Regions from separate parts of the Homo sapiens genome. Here region 1 is linked to region 2. The links are chromatin contacts, found by Hi-C or POLR2A ChIA-PET in ENCODE. All regions are on one chromosome and are shown on one strand. The core of a region is the stretch at or near the end of the contact, and the rest is flanking DNA. Distances in the headings are between cores, read along the strand shown. Region 1 holds the start of DNAJC22 (DnaJ heat shock protein family (Hsp40) member C22). Region 2 has its middle 28 kb from the start of TUBA1A.

Region 1 (3,010 bases), core at 19-2,518, 190 kb after region 2:
AGGGCACAGGCGGGGTAGGAGATGGCCCAGACCGGGTGAGGGCAGAAGCCTCACTCACGGGGGAAGAAGGCACTCGAGGTCGCTCTGAGGACCGCTGGGCTGGGATAGACCACCCATCCCCCGCCGGGGAGACCCGGGTAGTAAAGAACAAGACAGAATGGGACAGGCAGGACGGTTTGGACCCCACCTACAAGCGCCTCCACCACCCCAGCCTCCGATCCTTGTCACGCTCTGCTGGGGAAACCGAGGCAGCCGATGCTGAGAATAGCCAAAAAGTTAAAAGCGGGGTCAGCGACGAAGCTGGGGCAGCAACCAGAATTCCTGCGTGGGTTTTTTGGATTCCTCCGCCCACGCGGGGCCAGTTTGCGGGTAAATGCACCACCGCGCCCCGCACCACAGCTCAGACCCTTTCCTCTCGCTGCAGTTTGTCAGATCCCCCCACCTCCCACTCTGCACCAGTTTATAGAACAACAATTTGGGGAAAACAATCCGGGCGGAGTGACGGCCCCGTAATTGTGACAAAGTGAGTGCGGGCGGCTGGAGAGAGCGCTAGGCCGGGAGCGCTGCAGGGCGAGGCGGAGGCAGGGGCGCCTCCCCCCGCCCTGCCGCCCCCTCGTTCTTATTCCGGTCACCTCCCATCCCTCTCCTTGACTCTTCAATTCCTCTTCTCCCGGCCCCTTGCGCCTTCCTTCGCTTGTTCCTCCATCGCTCTTCCCTTTCCTCCCGGTAACAGCTCTTCTCCCGCTCCCCCGACCCCGTCGCCCCTCCCCCGGTGCGCTTTTTCCTCGCTCACTTCTCCCCTCTCCTCTGCCCTCCACTCGTTTCTTCAGCTTTTCCTCGCGCTTACATTGCCCTTGGGCCCCTGGCTCTCCCCGCACAATCCGCTTCTCTCCCTCCCCACTCCTCCCTTCCTGAGATCGAACCCTGAGCCCCTTCCCGACCCCCACTCTCTGGGCCGCCAGCGCAGCCCCGCATTTCTGGGTTCCTCGGGAAGTAAACCTGGGGGCGCGCTGCGGCCCCGGGTGCCCCGGCGGCCAGCCCCTTCCCTCTCCCTTGTATGGCTGCCGCCCCCGCCCCACCACCTGAGCCGGGAGATAGTTTGTTTGTCCAGCGGCGGCCGCCGCCGCCCACGCTGTTTGCAAAGCTTAGCGCGCCGTCGCGCAGTGCGGGCCCAATTAAGTCTCATTCATTATTCAGCGCTCCTGTCCGCCCCCGCCCCCCAGCAGTCTGAGGCGTCGCTTTGGGGCCCCTCCCAGCCTAGGCCCCTCAGTGAGCCCTAAGAGGTCATATAGAGAGCAGCATTTCCTCTCCAGGCCGAGATGAGGGCTGAGGGCGTTTGGAGGGAAGCGCTCTGCCTACTGCCGGGAGGTGACACCCGCGAGGCCGACCGTCCCCCGAAGCCCCCGCAAGTCCAGACTGGGGGACCTCGGAGATCCACGAGATTGCCAGAGAAGGAAATTGAGGCCCAAGAAGCTGCATGACTTAGCCAAGTTCACGGAGTAGAACCCGGGATTGGAGCCCGGGACATTGAAATGAAGGCGTCTTGCATTGCAGCTCCGTTGCAGCGCAGAGGCGCAGGAAGGCAGACTACCACGAGCCTCGGGCTGCGGCCTCGCCCTCCTGGTCGAGCCTCCTGCCCTCCAACCCTCTGCTCCCGTTTCTCCCTCTGGTTCATAGCCCGCGGGACAGAGCAGCCCTGGATTGGGAGGCTCCTCAGGTCTCAGGCTCAGGTGCAGAAGCAGAGCCCCTAACTGGAAGGCTCGGAGGTGGGCCGGTGAGGCAAGCAAGCCCTGTGGGGGGTTGAGGACAGCTTGGGTTGGATGTCCCTCACTGCAGCCTGTCCGTGGATGTCTCTGCCTTAAGGGAATTGGAGGTGGAACCATCCAGTCTTGAAGGTCAACGGAGCGTGAAGAGAGGAGCGTGCAGCTTGAGGTGAGGGAGGAGTCACCTTTCAATTTGTGGGGGTGGGAGGAGGTAATCAAGGACGTATTCTTGCATTTACAGGAGTTTATCCTTTTTTTTAGCACTACAGATAGGAGCGTCCCTTGCTCCTGCCAGGCAGCCCCTCCATAGGGGCAGTCCTGTGCTGCTGTGCCTCGGTACCCGCACAAGGTGTCTGGGGACCGCCCGGACCCCCCCTTCCATCGGCGGCAGCGCCACCTGGCGGCCATGGTGCGGTGGTGTGGGAGGAGCTGGGCCCGGGCTGGGCACTGAGCCCACCGGAGCTGCAGGCGTCTGCAGAGCCTTGCACCGAGTTTCCCCGCGAGGGCGGGCGGGAGGAGTCCCAGGCGGGAATGTGATCCCCAGGGGGCCGGGGAGGGCCCTGGGGAGGAGCCTGGCCTGGGGAAGCCGGACTTCCGTGACACAACAGACACAAAAGACAAAGTCCATTTGGATGGAAGTGGGAGCAGGGCGAGACGGGCCATTTTCACTCTGTGGTCAAAGGAAATGACTGGTCTGACTCGGTCTGGGAGCGGGGCACCCAGGTATGGCCACTTGATTTGGAAGTAGCGGGTGCTGGCTGGTGGTCGCTCCAGATAGAGGGGACACTGGCAGGCACGCTTGGCGTCCAGTTTGATATTGTGAGGATTTGTCCAGCTGCTGTGGAGTGGCTTTCCAAGCCGGCCTCCGAAAGAGGTGGTTGAATTGTGGGGTGCCAAGGTCTAGGTCAAACGAAGTTTTCCAGAATATTTTAATAAAGGGAATTCAGGACCCCTTTCAAGTTTGACCTGTGGGAAAATCTCATGGCCTGGAGAGTTAGGAAGGCAGGAGAGTGGCTAAAGCCTGGGCCAGGTGTGGGAGGGCAGCCACAGTTGGAGTTAAGTCAGGGGTAAGGCAGAGGCTTTCAAAATGTGTGGGAACTTTGGAAAAGCATCCAATGCAGCCCTGCCCCTCCACACATCCCCCCATGAGTCATTTGGGGTCATGGGTCTCAGGGGAAGTCTGAAATTTAAACAGCTTTCTCCTCTAAATCTGGAGTCACTGTGGTTGTAAAGAATGGGACTGAGGT
Region 2 (2,881 bases), core at 129-2,628:
TTATTTATTTATTTTTGAGACAGAGTCTCGCTCTGTTGCCCAGGCTGGAGTGCAATGGCACGATCTTGGCTCACTGCAAGCTCTGCCTCTGGGGTTCATGCCATTCTCCTGCCTCAGCCTCCCAAGTAGCTGGGAGTACAGGCACCCGCCACCACCCTTGGCTAATTTTTTTTTGTATTTTTAGTAGAGATGAGGTTTCACCGTGTTAGCCAGGATGGTCTTGATCTCCTGACCTCATGATCCGCCTGCCTCGGCCTTGCAAAGTGCTGGGATTACAGGTGTGAGCCACTGTGCTCTGGCTCATTTTTGTATTTTTTTTTTTTTGAGATGGAGTCTCGCTCTGTTGCCCAGGCTGGAGTGCAGTGGCGCGATCTTGGCTCACTGCAAGCTCCGTCTCCCGGGTTCACACCATTCTCCTGCCTCAGCCTCCTGAGTAGCTGGGACTACAGGCACCTGCCACCACGCCTGGCTAATTTTTTGTATTTTTAGTAGAGACCGGGTTTCACCATGTTAACCAGGATGGTCTCCATCTCCTGACCTCGTGATCCGCCCACCTCAGCCTCCCAAAGTGTTAGGATTACAGGCGTGAGCCACCGTGCCCAGCCCTAATTTTTGTATTTTTAATAGAGACAGGGCTTCACCATATTGGCCGGGCTGGTCTTGAACTCCTGACCTCAAATGATCCACCCTCCTTGGCCTCCCAAAGTGCTGGGATTATAGGCATGAGCCACTGGGCCCGGTCCAGACCTTGGATTTCATATGCTGGTCTACTTCTAGTATTTTGTGCCCCTTTCCCTTCATTCTTGCCTTAGGGTGAGCTGCCCACATGCACAGTGGCCTACTAACGCCTGGCAGGTGAGCATGCGCAGTGTGTTTACTGGAGTTGTAAACATATTCACCTGAGGTTTTCTTCCCTTTTCTGGTGGAATGCCCTGGAAGGTCATATGCCTCCATTTTGCCTCTTAATGTGCATGCTCGAGCCCACTCGCCCAGTTCCTTAGATCTTACGGAAGCTGCTGATTACCAATTTCAGGTGTTTATCTGTTGGGAAACTGCCTCTCCCTGGTACTGGCTGTGACCAATTATTTTAGATAGGTAGTGTGACAACTGCCTGACCATTGGTCACCTGACATTCCTGGTGGGTGCAGGGAGCCCTCTCCTGCCCTGCTCTTGCCTGTCTAACTACCTACTGTAACAGTACTAAGGAGATTGCCCCCTTGGGAACTCCGTGTAGCTCCTGGCTTTTGTGATTGCAATAGCATCAGTAAAAGCCTGACACTGTGGAAAGACACAAACATGCAAGGACCTGCTTATCTCTAACCTTGCACCACTCACTGAGGCAGGAGAATAGGGACTAGAGGCAGGGAACCTAAGGACTTCCTAGAACTAAATCAAATGAAAATGAAAACACTTCAGCTATGACAAAAAATATCCTCCTCATTTACATAGGGCGTACACCAAGTAACCAGTGGGAACCTCTAGAGGGGATGTAAACCCCAGAAAATTCTTTTTTCTTCCTTTCTTTCTTTTTTTTTTTTTTTTTTTGAGACAGAGTCTCACTCTGACACCCAGGCTGGAGTGCAATGGTGCGATCTCAGTTCACTGCACCCTCCGCCTCCTGGGTTCAAGAGATTCTCCTGCCTCAGCCTCCTGAGTAGCCGGGGTTACAGGCACCCACCACGGGCCATGCCTGGCTAATTTTTGTATTTTTTAGTAGAGACAGGGTTTCTCTGTGTTGGTGAGGCTGGCCTTGAATTCCCAACCTCAGGTGATCTGCCCACCTTGGCCTCCCAAAGTGCTGGGATTACAGGCATGAGCCACCACACCCTAAACCCAGGAAAATTCTGTAACTGAGCCCTTGAGCCCCTATGTTTGGCCTGCTCCCACCCTGTGGAGTGTACTTTCATTTTCAACAAATCTCTGCTTTTGTTGCTTCATTCTTTCCTTACTTTGTACATTTTGTCCAAATCTTTGTTTAAGACACCAGGGACCTGGACACCCTCCACTGGTAACATCATGACATGTATGCAAAAATTGTCCGCAAAATTTACATATAAACGATTAGAATTTAAGAATTCCCAAAACCCCCTTTAGACAGGGTTTCACCACGTTGGCAAGGCTGGTCTTGAACTCCTGACCTCAGGTGATCCGTCCACCTTGGCTTCCCAAAGTGCTGGGATTACAGGTGTGAGCCACCATACCTGGCAGGGAACTTCATTATTTAAAGGAGAAAGAGCAAGCAGGAGGGGGAAAACGGGAGGTAGGGTAGGTAGTGAGGCGAATTGTTACATTCTTGTGAGGCTCTGATTAGCCTCAGTAAATTGACATTTTACATGTGAAAAGGGGAAGTAGAGGAAATGAGGCTATGGTACAGGATTGTGAAATTACAGCTATCTGGTAACAAAAGGAATGCAGTAATTCAGCTCTCAAGCTTAATGTCCCTTTGGCATAGTGAGTTTGGGGTCCCAAGATTCTATTTTCTTTCACACTAACACCAACAACAATAACAACAAAAGAACAAGACATCTGCAAGAAAATAGTATCTTTATTGAGAGATATTATGAAGATATTATGATTAATGTACTGAGAGATATATCACGTATTATTTGGAGGTATCAGATTACAAAGATGCTAATTCTACTTAAATTGCCCTATAAATTAAGTGCACTGGGAAGGTGGAGTAGACATACTTCCTAAATTCCTCCCACTAAATACAACTAAAAACCCTGGACATTATATATAAAACAAACATAAGAAGACTGAAAGAAAAGCCGGGCGTGATGGTTCATGCCTGTAATCCCAGCACTTTGAAAGGCTGAGGCAGGTGGATCTCTTGAGGTCAGTAGTTAAAGACTAGCCTGGCCAATATGGTGAAACCCCA

The links. Hi-C counts contacts between places; a loop is a spot of excess contacts on that map. ChIA-PET counts read pairs that join two places held with the same protein, here RNA polymerase II (POLR2A). Pooled maps may share reads with other maps.
Region 1: a pooled map shows a loop between it and region 2 (2.8-fold over the local background). The contact joins the promoter of DNAJC22 here to the enhancer-like site in region 2. A Hi-C loop is called at or near these places in 1 of 50 pooled maps. POLR2A ChIA-PET finds 5 or more read pairs at or near these places in 2 of 52 experiments (HEK293 and WTC11).

Annotation. Positions count from the first base shown.
Region 1 is chr12:49,345,620-49,348,629 of GRCh38, forward strand. It overlaps DNAJC22 (DnaJ heat shock protein family (Hsp40) member C22), which reads left to right and starts at 1,269. Exons shown (of 4, transcript NM_001304944.2): 1 at 1,269-1,932; 2 at 2,025-2,486. RefSeq lists silencers at 1-53, 2,086-2,305 and an enhancer at 1,968-2,911.
Region 2 is chr12:49,159,278-49,162,158 of GRCh38, forward strand. No RefSeq gene overlaps it. Among named protein-coding and RNA genes, the nearest start is that of TUBA1A, 28 kb to the right of the region's middle. Within about 2 kb of position 1,379, at least 3 of the 41 ENCODE cell types and tissues checked have a DNase peak (open chromatin) inside an H3K27ac peak, as active enhancers do.